Regions from separate parts of the Homo sapiens genome. Here all the other regions are linked to region 1. A link is a contact called in ENCODE Hi-C or POLR2A ChIA-PET data. All regions are on one chromosome and are shown on one strand. Each heading gives the region's core, a stretch centred on a gene start or an enhancer-like site at or near the end of the contact. The rest is flanking DNA. Distances are from core to core; before and after follow the strand shown.

Region 1 (4,424 bases), core at 1,644-4,143:
ATATACACACATATGTGTGTGTGTATGTCTATATACACACATATGTGTGTGTGTATGTCTATATACACACATATGTGTGTGTGTATGTCTATATACACACGTGTGTGTGTATGTCTATATACACACGTGTGTGTGTATGTCTATATACACACGTGTGTGTGTATGTCTATATACACACGTGTGTGTGTATGTCTATATACACACGTGTGTGTGTATGTCTATATACACACGTGTGTGTGTATGTCTATATACACACGTGTGTGTATGTCTATATACACACGTGTGTGTATGTCTATATACACACGTGTGTGTATGTCTATATACACACGTGTGTGTGTATGTCTATATACACACGTGTGTGTGTATGTCTATATACACACGTGTGTGTATGTCTATATATACACACGTGTGTGTGTGTATGTCTATATATACACATACACATACTGAAACAATTCCATTCTTCCAGGCAAAATACCCTGGAGTCATCCTTGATTTCTCCCCTTCATTCCTTATATTTAGTATGTCTAGGAATCCTGCTGCCTGTACCTGCAAAATACATCCCAGATCCATCCATTTCTCCCTGTCCTGGTCCTAGGCATCATTATCTCGTTCCTGGACTTTCATACATATGTGCCACAATGGCAGGAATCTTTGTCAGTTTTATTCACTACTATGTCATAGAAACCTAAACAGTGCCTAGCACAGTAGTACTCAGTTAATATGTGTGGAATAAGTGAATTAAATGAAAGAATCAATTAATCCATGTCATCTTACCAGAAACACTAACATTTAGAAGGCTAATTTCATATTAATAGAGAAGCCATATTAAGAGAGCCAAAAATTACTCAAGGTAGTTTTTTGTAATTTCAGTTATATAGCAACTGAGTGTATTGGGTGTATTTTATTTTTAAAAATTAGTACTTTACTTCCATCGATGTTATTGTGTATTTGTAATTAAAATTGGTTTTGAAATGTTGCCGTCGATGATATTTTCTCCAAAATGGTCATAAATTTAAAAGAATACATTAGGGATGAGAATGCAGTTCTCAGGAATTATTTTTCTAATAAGACTGTATCCTACAGAAATAAGAGAAATAGGAAATCTCAGTATTAGGCTGCTATACTCTTTAATCCAGAACTAGAAATTTTAATACTGGATCCAGGGGAACCATGTGAAAAATAACAGGGAAAGCAATTTCACCTTACTTTTTCCTTGCTTAATATACATCTTGCTAAAGAGGAACAATGGAAGGAAATAAATGGACTTATTTTTCCTGAATTATTTATTAATTATAATTCCTGAATTATTGTTATATGACCTGAATTTTGGGGATAACTGCCAATATTTCTCTTTGTGCTAGAAAAATTTGGCATTTTGCACTACTCTCTTCAGTAAAATAGCTATCATATGGAAATTTCAGACGGCTCTAATATGTGTTGGATCCTCTCTACCCTCTGCCCTTCCCTGTCAGTAGGAATATTTAGCTCTTATTGATTTCTCTAATACTTAACTTTTTCTATTGCCAGTGAAGGCTACCCTCCCCTTCCTACTCCTCCACCCTTCAGCATTGGTTTGCACATCTGGGCTGATGTGAGAGGCTTTTTTTTTTTTCTCCCCTCAACCCATAATGTTTGGGCCTAAAGTCATAACTGCAGGTCTAGTTTAAAAAATAGCACATGTGGCTTTCAGGTTGAGGTTTCTATTTTCTGTTCTGATTCTAGACTATTCTGTCCCTAAACTGTGGAGCCTGAATAGTACATGCAAATATATTTCTCTAGCTTAAAGTATATTTTCTAGATTTTAAGGAAGTCACAGAATCAAGAGTCTAGAAATAATTTGAGAACAACAGAGAATTCTAATGTTTAAATGTTTGCAGTAAGTTTGTATCTAAGCTAATATATAGTCTATATATAGTCAAATAATAGATTTTAGATAAAATTAAGAGATGGACTGGCTTCCTGGGATGCCGGAGGGGAGGTGGGTTCTGAGGCCATACAAATTGGGAAACTATTCAGTATGAAAAGACCCACAGCAAAGAAAGTTATTTTGTTTAACTTGGCATTTCCTAAATTTATTTGAGGAAAGAACCCCTCTTTCACATAAGGAAACTTTTCAGCATGCTTCAGAAATGCTGGTGGAAAGAAAGCAAACACTTCAGTTCTAGGCCTGGCTCAGGCATTAATCCACCTTTTCATTTAACAAATATGCATTGAGTGACTACTTTGTGCCACGCACCACTTGAGGTGCTGACAATATATTCAGGGAACACAACAGACAAAAGCCTCTGTCCTTGCAGAGCTTATATTCTAGTGAAGGGAGAAAGACTATAAACATAATATGTTAGTATTACAAGGTAATGAGTGTTTCAGACAGCCATGGAGCAGGCTCGGATTTGTAGTACAGGGGTTGTCAATCTAAGTATGACTCTAACTTGAACAAATCACTAAGCCTCATTGTCCCTAATCTATAAAAAAGAAATTATAGATGATCTTGGCCCGCTCAGCTATATGAGTCCACTTTAACACCAGGAATTGTCATGTCAAACCATGGTACTGCTGGTTCACTGAGCATTTACAATCACCTTATCAGAAAAGGTGTCTGTCAAACAAGAATTCTGTAAGTTTGAATGATTTGTAATCCCACAGAAGAACAAAACACTTAAATAAATGAAGAAAACCCTTGCTGGTTCTATTTTTAATCTAATGTATACCTCAATCCAATATTGAGTAGAAAGTATTTGACTCAAGGACAGGAAACCTGCAGTAAAGGTACCAACAGCTTTTCAGCAGATGTTAGCATTCACATATGAGAAAGTTGCAGCAGTGTGCACATTGTGCTTCTGCCCTAGATCCTTATGTAAATAGGACGTCCGTGACTTGATGTTGAAATGACCTTTCAGGCAGTATTCTGTTGCCACATGCCTGAGCTTGTATCCCAGAGTAATTAGACGTTTTGACTTACACATCTTGGTATACAGTGTTTATGCTAATTATAAATGTCTGAAAGTTTCCTGAAACTTTTTCTTTGTAGCTTTTTATCAAAGACAGACAGGAGGTTGGGAGGAGGGTTGTGGATTGTGGTCCTAAGCCTTTGATTTTCAGTCTCTCATTTTTGGAATGAAAATTAAAATCTGCTTTTCCAGTTGCCGAGACATGGTGGTATATTTTTATATTCTTCATCTTGAACAAGAAACTGTTTGGAATCACAGCATTTTAATACTTTTTAAATAATATTTTATTCTTAAGGCATTTAGCTAAAAATTCAAGATTGTGAGTCCCTAAATAAAAATTATTCCCAACTGACCTGTAGGAAAAGCTTAAAATACTAAAATTAAAATGGAGAAGTTTCTATCTCACAAAGGAATGGTCTTCCAATATTGTTTCAAAATCAGACCTCAAAACTTATTTCCTGTGGTGGTTACCTCAGTCCTCAAAGCTGACCCTAGGTCTACCAGTAGCAGTCAGTACATTTTCACTTCCTCCTCCTCGTATTTCATGAACCTGAAGGCTAGTTTTTAAGAAAATGCTTTATAACCATTTTGGAAAAAAGAACTGTGTAGATACACAATGGAATAGGCTCCTGCATATCAGAGGGGACTGACGCATATCCACAGGTTCCTCTGAAACTCTGCCTGAATGGCTCTAGATTAGACAAGGTCTCAGACCCACCCTAGCTCTGGCCTTCAACAGTCCCACAGGTTCTGGTCTGCTCTGAAGTTGCCATAGTTTAGTTCTAAAGCTTCCCTCTCACCAACCTGCCCTAATTGTCATATATTACCTGCTCTTTCCAATAAGTCTCCTGCTTTCCTGTCCATTGGCCAAATTGTTACACAGCCTTACCAGCCATAAACATAAGTGCTACCTTATATACCCATTTCATTCTTAAGAGTATACTTGGATATTGATACAATTAACTTTGTGTCTAATTAATACATCTTCAAGAAATTAGATGCACTAAGTCTACAAACCCTTTTGAAATTTTAAGGATGTAAAATTTGCCTGAAAACATCTTGCTCTTGAAAAGCTTCAGATTAGCTCAGACCATACCATCTGCATTGATGCTGCTCTGAAACTACCAAGAAAAGGCAATGTAGAACTCTGATTGGCCTGGGCTTAGCTCAGACCATACCATCTGCATTGATGCTGCTCTGAAACTACCAAGAAAAGGCAATGTAGAACTCTGATTGGCCTGGGCTCCATGTCCCTTTGTTCCCTAACCTCTAAGCTCCACTTCAGCTCCATAGCTGCAAAGAAACTCATGACGTGCATCAAGAGTCACCCTTTGGTCCCAAAGTGAACACTATTTGCCCTGATGCCTGCCCCTGCCGTGTCTGCGTACTGCTCAAATATACCCATAGTGTTACACGCAGGTAGGAGAGACTGTTGAGAAGTTCTGCTATCAGAGGTGAGGACAGAGGTGGTTT
Region 2 (4,506 bases), core at 278-2,777, 950 kb before region 1:
TACTGCTCCAACTCAAACCATGAAGGTTTTCTCTGCTACTTCTTCTTTTTATAATCCTTAACAAGTTCTGCAGCATTAATTATCCAAACAATTACTTCAATTTTTCAATTTGCAATATTAATGCAGGTGACAGGTATTGTTAAAGGAACAAAAATAAAATAATATTAAAGATACTTCTCCCTCTTTTTAAAAACAAGCATTAAATTACTGCTACAAATCTCAGTGTTCCAAGAACGTCTGATAAGTACACTCATAATTGGTCTATTAGCTTGAATTTTGGAGGGTTTAAAAAAAATGGAGTGGCTTATTATGTGGGTCTGAGGCTTTGGAATCAGAGTGCCCAGATTCCAACGCTAATTCCACCAACCTCACCTACGTGATCATGGGCAAAGTTTTTTACTTTTTGAGCTTCATTTATCTCAACCATAAAACAGTGTAATAATTATACCTTCCTCATGCTGGGATGATTAAATGAAATAATTCATGTGAAGAAGTTGGCACAGCACAGCATGGAGCATATAGGAAGTAAGTAATTAGTGTTGGATATGAAATTATTATTGAGGTTATAACTTGCATTCAATGGCCAAAATGAAGGAGTAGCTCGCCCCCACTTGTAGCAGACACTCCTAGAGATGTACTTGATTGATAAGAGTAGAGAGAAAAGCTTTACTCACACAGTCTTTAACTTTAGAACTAGTAAGGGTTGTAAAGGCCAGCTAGTACAAGTCCTTAGTGTTCAGATAAAGAAACAGGACCGGGCACAGTGACTCAGGTCTGTAATGCCAGCATTTTGGGAGGCCAAGGTGGGCAGATCACCTGAGGTCAGGAATTCGAGACCAGCCTCACCAACATGGTGAAACCCTACCTCTACTAAAAATACAAAAATTAGCCGGGCATGGTGGCACATGCCCGTAGTCCTAGCTACTCGGGAGGCTGAGGCACGAGAATCGCTTGAACCAGGGAGGTGGAAGTTGCAGTGAGCCGAGATCGTGCTGCTGCACTCCAGCCTGGGCGACAGAGCGAGGCTCTCTCTCAAAATAAATAAATAAATAAATACATAAATTAAATTAAATAAACAGATGAAGGAACAGGATGGTGACTTCTCAAAATCCACACAGGAAGTCTGAAACAGAATCAGGACTAAAACATAGCTCTTTGCCCTTTGGTCTGGTGGGCTTTCTATTATACTGCACTGTACCTTAAATAGCAATGCAGTGAACAAAACATCCTGGGATTGAAGAGGCAAGAATTGTCACAAACGCTTAGAAAAGACAAAAAGATCTCTGAAAGAGAGTCAGTGCAGCAGCGTCTTAGATCAAGTCCCAGCCTCAACTGCATACACTTTCTAATACAGCCGCGCCCAATTCACCCCAGTCCCCCAGAACCTTGCCTTAGATTACAAAACCTTCTCAACACAGCAGTTCTATACCTTCAGTTCATTATTCTTATTGAAAAAATCTAATTTTAAGACAAACCCAAGAGAAATGTTGATACGTTACCTTAAATCATGCTGCTGCAGATTTGACTGAAGGGGAATTTACTTTTGCTTTCACTTTCTGTTCTAAGATTCAGAACTTTGCATGCTTCCTGAGTACAGTAAGTACTAGCTGGTTCATTATCACGCAGGTGTGAATGGAGCTTAGGATAAGAGCTTTATTTCAAAAAGGACAAGAAACTTTTTGTAGAATGCACAAATAAGTGGCTTTGGAGTAGAAGCCAAACCATGGAAAGAAAGGATCGCCAGTGGCTGCCACTTCTGCTGTTATCACCTCCCTTCCCTTGTCCCCAGGGTAAAGCCTTCAGAACATAGTTTATGTTTTTTAGTGCCAAGTTGTTGTCTTAGGAATTGATCTTGAACTTCTCCTTGTGCTGCATCCTCAGTGCTATGAAATCTGACTTCTGCCCATCCACCCCACAAACGTAACTCCAAGCTTACCAAACACCTCCCGGGCAGCTTCTGTGATCTTTATCAGAGGTGATTATTCTCAGATTTTCCATGTCTGTAACCACCCTGTCTCCTTGGGCACGAGGGGACTGTATCTCATGCTCATCTCTTTGATCTCTCTTTATCTGCCTGTTTGAGTTGGGCTTCAACTTCCTCTCTGCTCTGAATACAGACCTTCCACAAAGATGAAACCTCTGGCCTTTGCTCTGCCCTCTCTTTATCCTTTCCAGTACCCAGATTTAGCATTTATCCCCATTCATCCCACATTGCTCCCATTGTGATCCCTCCTTCAAGGGTTCTGCTGCTGTAATTCCAACAGCCTGATGGACCAACAGTACATGGATGTCTAACCCTAACCTGAACCAGAACCCTGACAACTCAAATAGTGTTTTCTTTCCCCAGATAAACACCCTTTGCTTTATATGCTTCCAGCCTTCTTCCATTATCTAGGATTGAACCATATAGTTAGTTACTTTGATTCTGTCCCTCTCCAATTTGTTACCAAAGCCTGTTGATTTTTCCTTTTCTTTTCTTTTTTTTTTTTTTGAGATAGGGTCTCACTCTGTCACCCAGGTTGGAGTGCAGTGGTGCCATCCCAGCTCACTGCAGCCTTGACTTCCTGAGCTCAAATGATCCTCCCACCTCAGCCTCCCAAGTAGCTGGGGCTACAGGCATCCACCACTACACCCAGCTAATTTATTATTTTTTTTTTATAGATGAGGTCTTCCCATGTTGCTCAGGCTGGTCTCAAACTCCTAGGCTCAAGTGATCCTTCTGCCTCAGCCTCCCAAAGGATTGGGATTACAGGCATGAGACACCGCAACTGGCCTTTTTGAATCATTTTCAATCTCTTTCTATCCAACTAAGAAAAAATCCCACCGCTTATTAAAGTAGTCCAGGTCCTCATCCTTCCTCACAATGGCCTTCAATCATGTCTTCCCAGCTTCTCAAGCTCAGCTTCTTGCAGTTACTTGTACGATGCCACCAGATTAATCCTTTCAACTACTGCTCGACCATGCCTCCCCCACTGCTCAAGATCTTTCCTTGATTTCCCCATTTACAGAGGGGCAAGTCCTAGTGTGGGAACCATAGTGGCCTACTGGCAGCCTATATGCCAGCCTATAGTTGTTTTGTTTGAATCACAGTCTATTAAATGGCAATACATCCATACAATTTCTATTGTCAAGTGAAATATAACAAGCTTAGCTCTTATCATGTTGCAGACACTCTTCATAGACTTGTATCATGTGCCTTGTCCTGCTGTGGTTTGTGTTTGCAACCTATGTTTGGCCCAATAGCACATGTTGCCATGATTAGATCCTAGTTAAGTCTCAAGCTTTAATTTTTCCACCTTTCTACATTTTATTATTTCAACCTGAAAGAACAAGTCGATAAAGTAGAAGGGGCAGAAAGGAAGGCAGTAGCCTACACCTAAGGCCCGAAACATAAGACTGAATGGGGTCCCTCAGAGCTGCATTTCATGTAGTGAGAGGGGCACCACAGGAAGGGGGATGGCTGGAAGCCAGTGAGTGGGAAAAAGAAGGGGACAAAGACGACAAAGAAGAGGAGGCCCCAAGGGCTTATCTACGGACTCTAACTCTGCAGGGCGTGGGGGCAGGTAGAAGAGGTATAGGAGGCTGGGAGTATTTCTGTGATATTCCTTGTCACAAGATCCAGCCTAGCTGTGGGTATGTGGGCGAGTGCATGTGTGTTTTCAGAGCTCTCTCCTGCCCACTGGAACAGAAGTGGTGATGGAGAATGAAGAAACAGGCTATGGAATTGAGCTGCAGAATCCTAGAAGTGAAAATTGAGCCAGATTCAAGTACTTGTAGCTTATTTAAAAGAGTTTCTCAGCAAAATGGGCTCCTAACTTTTCTTTTCTTTCTTCTTTCTCTCTCTCTTTCTTTCTTTCTTTCTTTCTTTCTTTCTTTCTTTCTTTCTTTCTCTCTCTCTTTCTTTCTTTCCTTCCTTCTTTTTTTTTTCTTTTCTCTTCTCTTTTCTTTGGGATAAGCTTTGGGAAGTTTATTGCTTAGGGAATTCATGTCTCAGTTTTCCATTTCATCCTGGTCTCTGAATTGTCTCTTACTCAGAGAGACCCTCCTTGTTGGCTCTAAGGCAGTACCACTCCTCCCTAAATCCACCATCACCAAGGCCTATCCTGTCAGCCTGCTTTTTGTTTCTTCTTAGCTTTGGTCAGTTCCTTATACTTCATTATGTAGTTGTTTGTTTGTTTTCTTGTCTCCTCACTAGAACATAAGCTTTTTGCAGTAGCAACTCTGCCCTCTAACTGCTGAGTGCCCAGTATAGAGCAGAGCCTGCCATATAAGAGACCCTCAACAAATGTTAGTTGAGTGGGTGAATGCATTTTCAGTGTTTTAGTTTTTGTTTTTGTTTTTTGTTTTTCCTTAGATTGCCCAACACTTGCTTCATGCTTCAAGCACATCAGGGTGCTTTCCACTTCTGGATGAGCCAAGTGTTTCCTCAGCTTTTCTGCACCTTCCTCTCCATTGACCTAGAGTGTCTATGGAACACTCAGAGTGTCCCCTGTGTAAACCACCTAC
Region 3 (4,423 bases), core at 1,612-4,111, 850 kb after region 1:
AAAATTAGCCAGGTATGGTGGCCGGCACCTGTAGTCCCAGCTAATCGGGAGGCTGAGGCAGGAGAAAGGCGTGAACCCGGGAGGCAGAGCTTGCAGTGAGCCGAGATCTCGCCATTGCACTCCAGCCTGGGCGACAGAGCGAGACTCCATCTCAAAAAAAAAAAAAAAAAAAAAAATAGTTGCTAAGCAGAGTCCAAATTTGGAGCTAGAACAGTTGAGGTTGAATCTAGCTCCAAACATATATTGTGACTTTGAGAATATTATTTGACATCTATGGGCTTTAGTTTCCTCCTCCTAACATGAGAATGAAAACATCTTCTTTGGAGCTAGTAACCATAGGTCTAGATGCAGAGTATAATATTGGCCCCTTTGTGCTGCAATATTTTCACATGATCAATGCACAAGCCTTTTTCACATGATCATAATTCAAGCCAACACTAGTGTAATGTCTGTAGAGCCATCAATTCATGTGAGACAGTCTTTGGCAAAAATTGAAAAAGCTTGTACTATGTAGGGTGAATGTTACAAGTAGAGTGATTTATTGGAGTCTTTACAAGCTCTTGTTTGCTCTTGTTTATATTCCCCCAGCCTTATGTAATTTGTTTTGTTTAGTGTTTATCCAATTAGGGTTAAGAGGGTAGGACTTACTGTACTCCAGAACCAACAGAATGCTTCTTGATCCTGATTTTACTGGAATACAGGAGCAGCTTGTCAAACTCTCTGGATAGGAGGTGGGGTACATTGGTTCTTCCAGAACCAAAGCCAAATATGCTTTAGCATCAATTTGCCAACAAACCTCCAATCACACACACACACACACACACACACACACACAGGAAAATTGGCATTGTTTCATATTAGAATCTGAGAAATCTAATAGTTAAGAAACCTGTACATCACAGCTAAACTTGTTTACTCTAAAGGAAAATTTATTTTTCTCATGGATCTATTAAAATTCCTCTAGATGGACTTTTACATGTATATATTTCTACCTGTTGTTTACTTGGAAGCCTAGCAGAGAAGTAAAATATATCACTCACCTCTAGCATATGATTGCCAGATTTTAACAAAAATCTAGTCAGTGGTAAGTTGTATTTAAGACAATCTCATTCATGTGAGTATGAGTGCCATTCTGGTTCTTAGATACATTAGTCTGTGCAGTGGCCACAGTTTCACAGAGTGAAACTTTCAATCTACAACATCTCTATGTTTACATGCAATACACTGGTTATTTCACTGCATTTCCCCACTTGCATTCAGGGATACAGAAATATTTTTAAGAGCTTGTGCCCCCAGAAACTATGGAGGAGAAATGGACACAATGTTTGTTAACAAATCATCATGAATATCACTCATATCAAATTATAAGCTATACTGAGGGACATCAGTAAAAGTAGAATATTATATAGAGAATAAAAGGGGAAGTTAACTTATATTTATAGGCTCAGAGAAGTCCTCTGTGAGAAAGTGACTTTTAAGCTGAGACCAAGGATATGTAGAGTTACTTTTTGTTTCCCCGCTGTTTGAAAGTTTGTGAGGATTAGAGAAAATGTATGTAAAGTACCCAGCACAGCATCTGGCAGCACCAAAATTCTCCAGAAGATTCTGATCCAGCCTGTCTCCTAATCAGTGACTACGAAGCCAGCGGGTACCTCAGACAGACGCTCTTGGGCTGCACGTGCTGCCTCAGGCTCCGGATCTGGTGTCATAGGTATGCCCAGGTTAGCTGAGGATCCCTGTGGCTACAGCCTTCCTGGTTAGCCTTCACAGTTAGCCTTCACAAGTATGCTCTGTATGTGAATTGCTGCTCAGATGTGCTTTGTTCAACATTTCTCTCCAGGGATGAACACCCTTCCTCTCGCTTCCCCTTTGTTCCAGTCCATTTGGCTTGGCTCTGATTTCCTGCCTCCTCATCTTGGGAACAGGTTCATCCCATGGTACCCTAATCCCACGGAACTTCCCTTGAACCAATACATTGCCACCTCCCCACTGAGAGATGCCAGACTCTTCTCCCAACTCTCCCAACCACCTTAACCAAGTCAGCCCCTCCCACATAGTCCCTAGTTAAGATCAGAATGAGCTTTATCTGCTTCTTAAACTTTGTTGTTCCTACCTCTGCAATCCCTCTTAGGCTATGGAACTACTGCGGGATGAATTCACCAAGCCGCAGCTGGGACTGCCTTTGTACTCCTCTCTCTAGACAGTCTGCCCCAGTCTCACACATGGCCAAAGTCTGGTAGGTAGTTGCTGAGTTCCTGAGTGTTGCTCTCTGGGCCAAGGCAGTACAGGGCAACTTCCCAAGGCAGAGCAGACAGGAGTAGTGCTTGGATTTGGATCAGACCACACTGGGCTTTGCTGAGAGGAACTGGGCCAGCATACAGAATGGTTTTTAATGGACTGGGTTTGAAACAGTTCTCAGAGTGTTGAGAGCAATTATGAAGGAATCAGAGTGGCTGTGGAAGCTGAGAGGTTTGGAGGTCCCTAAAGGTATCCCCCAATCTGTACTGCAGAATTGGAACCCCGTTGACAAGAAGAGAACTAGAGGAGGCTGGAGCAGGTGTTGCACTCAAGTGCAAGGTGTTGCACTCAGCAGTGCTGAGGCTGCAGAAAGCAGGGACACTGCCAGCAGCAACACTGCAGCTCCTGCTCCTTCCTCAGAGGGTGAGAGGCAAGCTGGGCTCAGGGTAGCCTGACTGCAGATGTGGCCTGGGACTTTGGCCTAGTAGGCCTTCCATGGACCTGGTGCTGATAGATGGGTAAGGAGAGAACCTAGATAACAACACAACAGAGTGCCTTGACAAGGGCGGGAAAATTCCAGACTCCACCACAAACAGGAAGATAGTTCTTCCCCTATTGTGGTTTCTAAAGTTTGTAATTTCCAAGCTGCTGGCAGCACTTACAGAAAGGGAGGGTCGGCCGGGCACGATGGCTCTCGCTTGTAATCCCAGCACTTTGGGAGGCTGAGGTGGGTGGATCACAAGGTCAGGAGATCAAGACCATCCTGGCTAACACGGTGAAACCCCATCTCTACTAAAAATAAAAATAAAAAAAATAGCCGGGCGTGGTAGTGGGTGCCTGTAGTCCCAGCTACTCAGGAGGCTGAGGCAGGAGAATAGCTTGAACCCGGGAGGCAGAGCTTGCAGTGAGCAGAGATTGCACCACTGCACTCCAGCCTGGGCGACAAAGCAAGACTTTGTCTCAAAAAAAAAAAAAAAAGGGCAGAAGGGTCATTTGTTTTTGTGTCTGAAGCACCCCAACTTGACATCCCTGTGAGCCTAAGGACAAGGAGCTCAAAGAAGAGTGTGCTCTGAGAACGGGTGCCTTCGTTATACTTGTATGCTTTCTATTTTCACACACATACATAGACAAGCATATCAGATTCTGCACCCTTGCGGGTAAGTCACCTGGCCTGTGTCATCAAAATGTAGCATATTTCTGTACACTGTATGTTATTCTGAAAAAAAAAAAAAATGCTATGCTCCCAAAGGCTGGGTTGACAAAGGAAAGGTGCTTGTAAGCAGTTACTTTATTATGTTTGAATTACTTTATTATGTTTGATACAATAAACTTGGCTTCTGTCATGAAAGACCCCAATGAAAACTGTCATCTGCAAAGTTAGGAGTACGTACAAATGTTTATGCTATGTAGATAGTTTATGGTCAATTTCACTCATCACTGTTTCCACTCCCTGACTTACCAATAATTTGACAGTCCTTGCAGCTGCATTGTAACTCACCATCACCCCACCCTTTGTTTCTGAGCAGTCATAGTGGGTGAGGAGAAAAATAGGGCACATTTGAGAGAAAATATGTGGCTCTACAAAAGACAAGCACATTTCTTTGGCTGTCATAATTAGCTATAAAAATTAAGATTGAGAACATCTGTTTTAATTACGTATGTAGCACAGGCTGTTCTGTTGTTTCACAGCTTCTCTCAGGAAAGGAAAAAAAAAAAAAAAAAGATACCTGCTCACAATCTTCCCCTGGAACTAAGCCTAATTCGCTTTTAGCTATAAAAAACTACTATTGATATTAAATAATGTCCCTAGGTACAATATTACGTAAAATTTTTATAATTTCTTTGGCAGACCCTGTATGGTAAGATTGGAAAGGACAGACTAAATGCAGTAAACGTAAGTTTCAAAGTGGAAATGACTGACAAAGTGTGTTAGCTCGGTGTTTAATTAGGCATAAAAGCTTTATTTTTTGACCGAATTGTGAAAACCATAGTAATGCAAACCGACATGGAGAAAGCTACTGGGAACAGCAAAGGAAATGGAAGTGAACTAAGTAGAAAACAGATCCCGGCCAATCAGGTCCTTGACAGCTTAAAACATTTACTGTTCCCCAAGTGTCCCAGAGTGTTAGACACTATAGAAAATTAACCCATAAAGCTGCAAGGTATCTTCACATCTGTCATCTGC
Region 4 (4,120 bases), core at 1,618-4,117, 970 kb before region 1:
AAGTTTCCTTAAAAAGTTCAATAAAGTCATTAACCGTTCTAAGGAAGAATCAATTTGTTGAATTTTCTATCCAATTCTTCTCTTTCCCTTAAGAAAGGTCCTATTTTATTATTTCATGCTGCATGTTATGTATGCCCCTATTTAGCATGTAGGCAACTCTGTCTAGTACTGTTAACTCTCCCCTGACATATTACAAGTTCTTTGACAGTAGGGGAAACACCTTTGTTTACCAAGGTATTCCTACAGTGGCTATCACAACAGCATGTGATGAGTGTACAATATTTCGAACTAACTGGGAATAAAATAAGAATTAAGAAAAGTACCAACTTGGCAATTGACCCTTGAATAACCAGTACTTAAGGGCAACTGCAAATGAGAAAAAATGAAGAATGTGCTAAGGCTCTCAAATGCCTTTAAATGATCTTATGAAAAATAACAGCAACTAATTCTTCTCATTCTCAAGTTGCTATTGACATGTATTAGAATTGACTTTATGTGACACAATGGTGGGCAAGATATTTTCAGTAATTTATTATTTTAATACTACAGGGCCCTTTGGTGTCAGAAGAGAGTTGGTCAAAATCTAGGACCTTTAGGGGAAGATTGATGGGGGACTTTTCTTAAAACTAGGAACTAGCTGTGATATAATTGAATAACTATTGGACTTAGAAGACAAATTTTAAGTACTGATTTTCTCACTGACTTGGTGACTTTGGGCAAATCTGTCCCTTAGTATCAGTTTTCTCACTTATAAACACAGAGTAATGATGATTACTTTATCTTTTGAGATGATTATAAGCATGATGTGACAAAAAATAACACAGGAATTTACACTGCTGGCCTAAAATGATCTGGTAATTGCTGGCCAAATTTTCTTTTTAACTCCCACCCTCTACTGCCAGTATGCACACCAAATGATAGATTCTTCCGTGTTGGAGGGGAGCTAAACTGATGTCTACAAATATACATACATGCACACACACATGGCAAGGGAGAGGGAAATGGAGAGGGATGAGAGACAGAAGCAACACAATACTTGGTGCTGAGAAGCTTAAGCGGAAGCATGGAGAAAGTGTGTCTGGACCACTGACGGTGGGTGATGGAAATGGATAGTAAAGAGCATCTTTATATGTTTTTTGTTTGTTTGTTTGTTTTGTTTTGTTTTAAGACAGAGTCTCACTCTGTCACCAGGCTGGAGTCCAGTGGTGTGATCTCAGCTCATTGCAACTCCGCCTCCTGGATTCAAGTGATTCTCCTGCCTCAACCTCCCGAGTAGCTGGGATTACAGGTGATCCACCAGACCTGGCTAATTTTTTTTTTTTTTTTTTTTGTATTTTAGTAGAGATGGGTTTTCACCATGTTGGCCAGACTGACCTCAGGCAATTTGCCCACCTCGGTCTCCCAAAGTGATGGGATTACAAGCATGAGCCACCGCACCAGGCCTATAAGTATTTTTGTAAGTAAAAACTATGTATTTGAATATGTCTCAGGATTTTCAAGAAATGCAAGTAAAAAATAGGAGCTGTGAAATAATTTTTGATTGTTGGATTTTGTTTCTTTAACCACAAAATCACACATCAGTTGGACCATAAGTGTGCTTTATAAGGGCACAAAAATATCAAATGAGATAATCAACATGAAAGTGCTTTTTATTCTTTAACTTTGATTTTTTATTTATTATTAATTATTGTTATTATTATTATTATTGAGACAGAGTCTCACTCTGTCACCCAGGCTGGAGTGCAGTGGTGCAATCTCGGCTCACTGCAACCTCCAGCTCCTGGGTTCAAGTGATTCTCCTGCCTTAGCCTCACGAATAGCTGGGATTACAGGCAAGCACCACCATGCCAAGCTAATGTTTGTATTTCTAGTACAGACGGGGTTCCACGAATTGGCCAGGCTGGTCTCAAACTCCTGACCTGAAGTGATCTACCCACCTTGGTGTCCCAAAGTCTTGGGATTACAGGCGTGAGCCATTGTACCCGGCCATGAAAGTGTCTTTAAACTGTAAACTGCTGCAGAAATATTAAACAATATTATTACTGTCCCTGGGACACAAGTGCTTGTAAAAAAGAAAGGATCTCTTCTGTCTACAATGACTTAGGGTTCTTCTAATTACAGGTATGAGTTCTCTGGGTCTAATGGTTCTATAAAAAATTATTTTCTTTGCAGTTGGAAATTTTAAAATATTTTAATAATTATTAGAATCATCTGAATTAACTGAATTTTTCTGCTTTGCCTTTCCTATTATCTACATGAATCCCAAAGACAGACCATAAGTTCTTTAATCAATCATTAACTGCTTATTAATCACTATTATAAGATCAACATATGCTAGGTGCTATCACATTAAAAAAAGAATAGACACAATTTTTGTTCTTAAGCACATTATCATTATTGAACTAATAAAAACAATAAAAGAGGGTACTATTATGTGGAACAGATTATAAGTGCACTGCTAAGAATTTAGCAGACAGGCAAACGAATGAGGGCTGGAACAGTCTGTAAGGAGGAGGTGAAATCTCAGCTGGATCTTAAAAGTTGGGTGGCATTTGAATTGTTGGAAAGAAGAAAGGGCATTTCAGCTAGTAAAGGCACTAGAAATATAGGCACAATGATCTAGAGATTGAGCAAGATTTCTTCTTATAAGAGAGAAGATTAGTTTTGCTCAACAAATATATACACATTGGGGAATACAGTTGACAACCTTAAAATTTGCCAGAGATTAGGTGTTATATGGTAGAAATTACAACATTTTAAAGATTTTAGATCAAGGGAACATAAAAGTGTAGGATTAGTCGTAGAAGAGAAACCAAAGAAAGTCAGGTCAAATAGTGAGCCCCTGGGGCCACCCCAGCGTGACATCCTAGTGTGGTGTTAGAGGAAAAAGGGAAGTGCTGCCTTCTATAGACCATGACAACATAGCAAGCAGAATAAATATGGTTGACTGACAATATATAGCTATTTATAAACATTCACAATTATTCTGTTACTTTCTAGATTAAATAACAGTCTATCGTTACCCAACATATGACTTACATTTGACAGACTGCTCCACAAGTCATCATTCTTAGCATTTCTATAGCTGAACTTCTTTAAGTACTGAATTATTCCTTTCTGGAATTTCTCCTCACCCAGAAAATCCTTGAGCATATTCAAAATACAAGCTCCCTTTAAAAAAAAACAAAAGAGTTGAAAAAAGAGATAAAGAAAATGGTAGTATGGTATGTTTTTAAAGGAAGCTTAAATTTTACGGAACATGTGTGATGTCTGAAAAGTGAACAAATAAAAAGTGAAACAAGTAGCAGGAACTGGCACCAGTGACTTAAACTGCTGATTCTATAGTCATTATTACACTTCTGAAAGCAGAGCTTCCACCTGCACCTGATATTTACTACCTTGTTATAGGAAACTTCATCAAACATTTCCTGTATTTGAGTCGGGGTTTCCGCTGGTTTGGAGATAGGGCGGGATGAATTCAATGAATCTTTTGTAATTACTTCAAAACACACATTCAAAAAATAGTCATCCTAAACAGGGAGAAAAATGTTTAGTTTTAGTTTCTATTTGACACTGTAAAAGCAATAGAAAACATAGTAGGTTTAGTAAGATGTTCTTAGAGGTAAGATTTCAATCGATATTTCTTGGGAGATGTTTCTTTTCTTGTATGTATTCCCCTTTGGCCAAAGGGGAATACATCTTTTTAAAGTTTCTCTACTTTAAAAAGATACAAATCCAATATTCCTTCAGACATTGCCTGAATGTTTATCATGTACCAGCCCTTGAATACAGAAATAAAATAATGGTTTCCATTTAGTGAATACTTGTTACGTGCCTAGACCTATCATCTGCAATCCTGTCAACACCTCTGCAAGGGAGATATGGTATATGCATTTTACAAATAAGAATATATAAAGCTTTGGCATTAAGCCACAAATTCAGTACATACACAGTAACAAGAAGAGCCTAACTTTGAATCCATGTCTGTCTATAGTGTACTGGACTAAATATATATCCCAAAGACCTAATTAACCATTACTAACCACCTTGATATGCAAATTTGTGTAGTGTTCAGACCACTATATTCGTTTTTAAAAAAGACGTACCTGAAGAAATCCCT
Region 5 (4,531 bases), core at 1,971-4,470, 900 kb after region 1:
GCACACCAGGAAATTCCCTAGAAGCCAGGCATACCCCTCCCCCACTGTACAGTGCTACAATAAACCTCCTGCTTTTTAATTGATAATAAGAATGAGATTCTGTGATTTGCAACAAAATGGAGGGAATTGGAGATCATTTTGTTAAGCGAAATAAGCCGGGCACAGAAAGACAAACTTTGCATGGTCTCACTTACTTGTGGGAGCTAAAAATTAAAACAATGGAGATAGAGAGTAGAAGGATGGTTACCAGAGAGTGGGAAGGGTAGTTGGGGGTTGAGGGGAAGAGCGGAGGGTTAATGGGTACAAAAAGTAGTTAGAAAGAATGAATAAGATCTAGAATTTGCCAGCACAACAGGGTGACTGTAGTAAAAAATAATTTAATTGTACATTTTAAAGTACTAAAGGTATATAATTGGATTGTATGTAACGCAAAGGGTAAATGCTTGAGGTGATGAGTATCCCATTTAACCTGATGAAATTATAATGCATTGCATGTCTGTATCAAAATATCTCATGAAACCCATAAATACATATATACTATGTACCCACAAAAATTAAAAATTAAAATTAAAAATTAAAAGAATCAATCATGCCAGCTAACAGAGTAAACCCTTTATTTTTTCCTGTAATGAAAATTTCAAAAAGGTCAGGAGGCATTCCCGACTTCGATTTTACCAGCACCTTTATATCTTCTGGTGGAAGCTCTCTTTATTTATATAAAAAGACCTCCCAAGCAGCAGAGCCTAAAGTCACTGGGACCCTTCTGTTGATTCCCACACATATTACTCAGGTGTTTCATGATATCTATAAGAAAAGTCTGGAGAATCTTTGTGCATAGTTTTCACAAAGACTTGCTTCTATAACTGGCACAAGGATCAAGCTAGTCTGCATATTGAAATTACTTGAGGGGCTGTTGGGAAAAGAAAAATTGATTATCAGGCTGGGTCCTACCCTCAGATTCCTGAAGTCCAGCCAGAGCCACTAGTCTATCTAAAATGAGGGAAGGAGGAGTTGAGCATAAGGAAATTTGGCATCACCATGTATGGTAATGACTCCAGTTCAAGCAAGACAAGAAGGCCTTCTGCAAAAATGGTGGCTTGCTGAGATAGAAGATGTGAATGCTCTTGTTATTAACTACTCTTCCATGATTTTTTCTGACTTTCCTGTAAGTGACCTGATAAGGCTGTGAATTTATCCTGTGTTATAATCTGCAACTTAAAACTTTGTACTTTGCATCTGATTTTTGGCTTTAGCCCCCAAACTTTTGAGTATTACCATAGAAACTTCTTAATTTTCAAACTGTGCCTAGAACTCTGAATTTTCAATTTTGAGCTTTTTTCATTGTCTGCAGGTGGATATATAGTTTTTCCAACTCCATTTATTAAAGAGACTGTACTTTCCCCATTGTGTATTCTTGACACCTCTATCAAAACTCAATTGATCATAAATGTATCAGTTTATTTCTGGGCTCTTTGTTTTATTTCATTTGTTAGTATGTCTATTTTTATGTCAGTACCTCGTTGTTTTGATTATTATCACTTTGTAATCGATTTTGAAATCTGATAGTGTGATGCCTCTAGCTTCGTTCTTTTCACTGAAGATGGCTTTGGTCATTCAGGGTTGTCTATGACTTCATACAAATTTTAGATTATTTATTCTATTTCTGTGAATAACGTCATTGAAATTATGATAGAGATTGCATTGAATCTGTAGATCCCATTGATTAGTATGGACATTTTAACAATACTAATTCTCCTAATCCATGAATATGTACAATCCTTCCTTTCTTGTGTGTCATCTTCAATATCTCCCATCAATGTTCTATAGTTTTTAATACACAGATCTTTCACCTTCTTGATTAACCTACTCCTAAGTATTTTTTATGATATTGTAAATAGGATTGTTTTCTTAATTTCTTTTTCAGATAGTTTGTTGTTGGCATATGGAAATACCACTGGTTTTTGTAAGTTGATTTTGTCTCCTGCAACTTTAATGAATTCCATTATCAATTCTAACAGTTTGGGATGGCATTTAGGGGTGTGTGTGTGTGTGTGTGTGTGTGTGTGTATTTGAATGCCTTTCATTTCTTTCTCTTGCCTAATTGCCTTGGCTAGGACTTCTAGTACTACGTTGAATAGGGGTGTTGAAAGTGGGTATCCTTGTCTTGTTTCTGATCTTAGAGGAAAAGCCTTCAAATTTTCAGTGTTGAGCATGATGTTAGCTATGGACTTGTCATATATGGTGTTTACTGTGTTGAGAAACAGTCCTTATATAACTAATTTGTTGAGAGCTTTTATCACAAAAGAATGTTGAATTTTGTCAAATGCTTTTCATATATCCATTGAGATTATAAGGTGGTTTTTGGCCTTGATTCTTTGAATATGGTGAGCCACATTTATTGATATGCCATATCGTTTTTAGACTCTTATCTCACTCTTTATACAAAAATCAACTCAAAATGGATTAAAGACTTAAGCATAAGACCTGAAATTGTAAAACTACCAGAAGAAAAAAATCAAGGAAAGCTCTGTGACATTGGTCTTGGAAGTGATTTCTTTGATAAGACCCCAAAAGCAGAGGCAACAAAAGCAAAAATAGACAAATGGGATTGCATCAAATTGAAAAGCTTCTGCACAACAAAGAAAACAATTAACAGGGAAAAGACCATCCGTAGATTAGGACAAAATATTTGCAAGTCATACATCCAACAAGGAACTAGTGTCCAAAATAGACGAAGGCACTAAAAATAACTGCACAGATCATTAACTTCTTATAACTGCTAAATTCTGTGAAAGTGCCATTTTCTTGGTTACAAAAAGCAGACCACAAGAGCAGACAACTTAGATATATCATTCAGGATATTTAAAATTTCAGAGGTGAACCAAGTTTGTTTTAGAGCTTTTAATATATGTGAGCCTAGCACTTCAGATACATATTTCCTAAGATATCTTTATGTTTGGAAGCTTCATGAACACTTTTTTAAAGATACTTTACAATAAAGAAATACACATTTATTTCTAGCATCCCTCCATAATCAGCCTGCTGATTTTCTTCTTGGAACCACTATAGTGGGCCTGAAAGGAGATGTCTCTCTAGATCCACTAAAGTTCTTGATGTTCTTTTATGGAGTTGGGCGATCCCTGGAGCTGACAGAGTGGTGGCCTGGAGTTGCTTCTCCTCTCATTTCTGCTGTCTACCGTGGGTGTCACCATCCTCCCAGGAGCGCAGCTCAAACTTCTGTGTGACTCACCCACTGTTTCCCACATCTTGTCAGTTGGCAAATTCAGTTGATAGAATCTCTTCAAACTCTCAAATCCATCTTTTGTTTTTGTTACCACTGGTCAGATCAAGCTCTTGTGACTTAAACTGAACAGTTGTAAATCCTTTTAAATAATTTCTAGAACCATGGGATTTCTCTACTCTCATCCCTCTTACAGAGGGAAAAGGCCAGGGTTTTGCTCATTGCTGAAATCTAAGCATTTGGCCCAGAGCATAAAACATGTAAGGCAGTAAGTGTGTGTTCACTGGAGCCTGGTTCTATTGTTTCTGTCTTCAAAAGCCTGTGATGGTTTCATGTTGCCCACAGAGTGAAACCTCCTTAGCTGGGCCTCACTGTATATCAGTCTTCCTTTCCACCTTATTTCTCATACAATCTAGTGATGCGCTTTTTGATGATTGCTTACCATCGGGCTCATGTTGATTTTTTCTGATGCTCCCTCCTTCCAAATCTTCACTTGTCAAAGTCCTGCACATATTTTCAGACCCTGCTCCATGGTTATCTTTATGAGGCCTCCTGAGAGTCTTCTCCCATCATAATTGATCCACTGTCCTTCTCTCCCAATGACTTCATACCTTCAGTATATTACAGTCAGTCTTTTATTATAGCTCCTGAATGGACAGGGTTTCATTTTAAGTGCTAATTTTTATCAGTTGGTAATGGCTGCCTAGAGCACTGTATTGAGAAGGATTCTAAGGGTATACCTGGGTTCCTCAAACAGGGTGCCAAAGCAGATTGGATGCATTACATGAGTGTAGGAGAAGAGAGAGAACAAACTGCCCATGGATTCGCCAACTTTATTTAGATTCCCATTGATGTTTCTACTCAGCTGGATCAGGTGCTCGTAAAGATATCTTTCTATCCTTGTAGCCTCTAGCATAATTCATTTTCAATTTGAAGCTTAAATACTCTATTCCATGATTTTAAAGGTTCATAATTTAAAATGACAAATATGACATTTGAGATAGAATGTGGTAATGGAAAATAAAGATATAAAGTGCTAGTGAAATGGTCCTTGAAGACTGGGTAGAAAGACACGGGAAACAAGAAGGGAAGGCAGCCCTGGTCAAGAGTGAAGGACGAAGATACAAGTTTTTAAAGTGTAAGTTCTATTCTGTTAAGGAAAAATGATCCAGAATTTGTGGAAGAGAAGTGAAGGCTCAGTTTATAATGATAGGCTTCAGTTAGGTTGGTGCAAAAGTAATTGCATTGAAAGTAATGGTAGAAACCACAATTGCTTTTGCACCAACCTAA

Evidence for each region. Hi-C counts contacts between places; a loop is a spot of excess contacts on that map. ChIA-PET counts read pairs that join two places held with the same protein, here RNA polymerase II (POLR2A). Pooled maps may share reads with other maps.
Region 2: a loop to region 1 is called in a map with no recorded cell type, with 4 times the contacts of the local background. The contact joins the promoter of ERAP2 here to the enhancer-like site in region 1. A Hi-C loop is called at or near these places in 5 of 37 single-sample maps with no recorded cell type and 4 of 50 pooled maps.
Region 3: a map with no recorded cell type shows a loop between it and region 1 (2.6-fold over the local background). The contact joins two enhancer-like sites. A Hi-C loop is called at or near these places in 3 of 37 single-sample maps with no recorded cell type and 4 of 50 pooled maps.
Region 4: a pooled map shows a loop between it and region 1 (3-fold over the local background). The contact joins two enhancer-like sites. A Hi-C loop is called at or near these places in 3 of 37 single-sample maps with no recorded cell type and 1 of 50 pooled maps. POLR2A ChIA-PET finds 5 or more read pairs at or near these places in 1 of 52 experiments (K562).
Region 5: a pooled map shows a loop between it and region 1 (4-fold over the local background). The contact joins two enhancer-like sites. A Hi-C loop is called at or near these places in 2 of 37 single-sample maps with no recorded cell type and 3 of 50 pooled maps. POLR2A ChIA-PET finds 5 or more read pairs at or near these places in 1 of 52 experiments (H1).

What each region holds. Positions count from the first base shown.
Region 1 is chr5:95,923,365-95,927,788 of GRCh38, reverse strand. All of the region lies in intron 2 of ELL2 (elongation factor for RNA polymerase II 2), which reads left to right. Among named protein-coding and RNA genes, the nearest start is that of ELL2, 36 kb to the left of the region's middle. RefSeq lists enhancers at 2,770-3,064, 3,546-3,685. Within about 2 kb of position 2,893, at least 6 of the 41 ENCODE cell types and tissues checked have a DNase peak (open chromatin) inside an H3K27ac peak, as active enhancers do.
Region 2 is chr5:96,873,521-96,878,026 of GRCh38, reverse strand. ERAP2 (endoplasmic reticulum aminopeptidase 2) reads right to left here and starts at 1,527. Exons shown (of 19, transcript NM_022350.5): 1 at 1,500-1,527. It also overlaps a transcript of ERAP1 not described here. RefSeq lists enhancers at 629-838, 1,209-1,418, 1,589-1,738, 1,759-1,888.
Region 3 is chr5:95,068,494-95,072,916 of GRCh38, reverse strand. All of the region lies in intron 1 of MCTP1 (multiple C2 and transmembrane domain containing 1), which reads left to right. Among named protein-coding and RNA genes, the nearest start is that of MCTP1-AS1, 92 kb to the right of the region's middle. RefSeq lists an enhancer at 2,659-2,708. Within about 2 kb of position 2,861, at least 2 of the 41 ENCODE cell types and tissues checked have a DNase peak (open chromatin) inside an H3K27ac peak, as active enhancers do.
Region 4 is chr5:96,895,783-96,899,902 of GRCh38, reverse strand. ERAP2 (endoplasmic reticulum aminopeptidase 2) reads right to left here. Exons shown (of 19, transcript NM_022350.5): 8 at 3,399-3,530; 9 at 3,040-3,171. It also overlaps a transcript of ERAP1 not described here. Among named protein-coding and RNA genes, the nearest start is that of ERAP2, 21 kb to the right of the region's middle. RefSeq lists an enhancer at 2,718-2,777. Within about 2 kb of position 2,867, at least 8 of the 41 ENCODE cell types and tissues checked have a DNase peak (open chromatin) inside an H3K27ac peak, as active enhancers do.
Region 5 is chr5:95,022,185-95,026,715 of GRCh38, reverse strand. All of the region lies in intron 1 of MCTP1 (multiple C2 and transmembrane domain containing 1), which reads left to right. Among named protein-coding and RNA genes, the nearest start is that of MCTP1-AS1, 46 kb to the right of the region's middle. Within about 2 kb of position 3,220, at least 2 of the 41 ENCODE cell types and tissues checked have a DNase peak (open chromatin) inside an H3K27ac peak, as active enhancers do.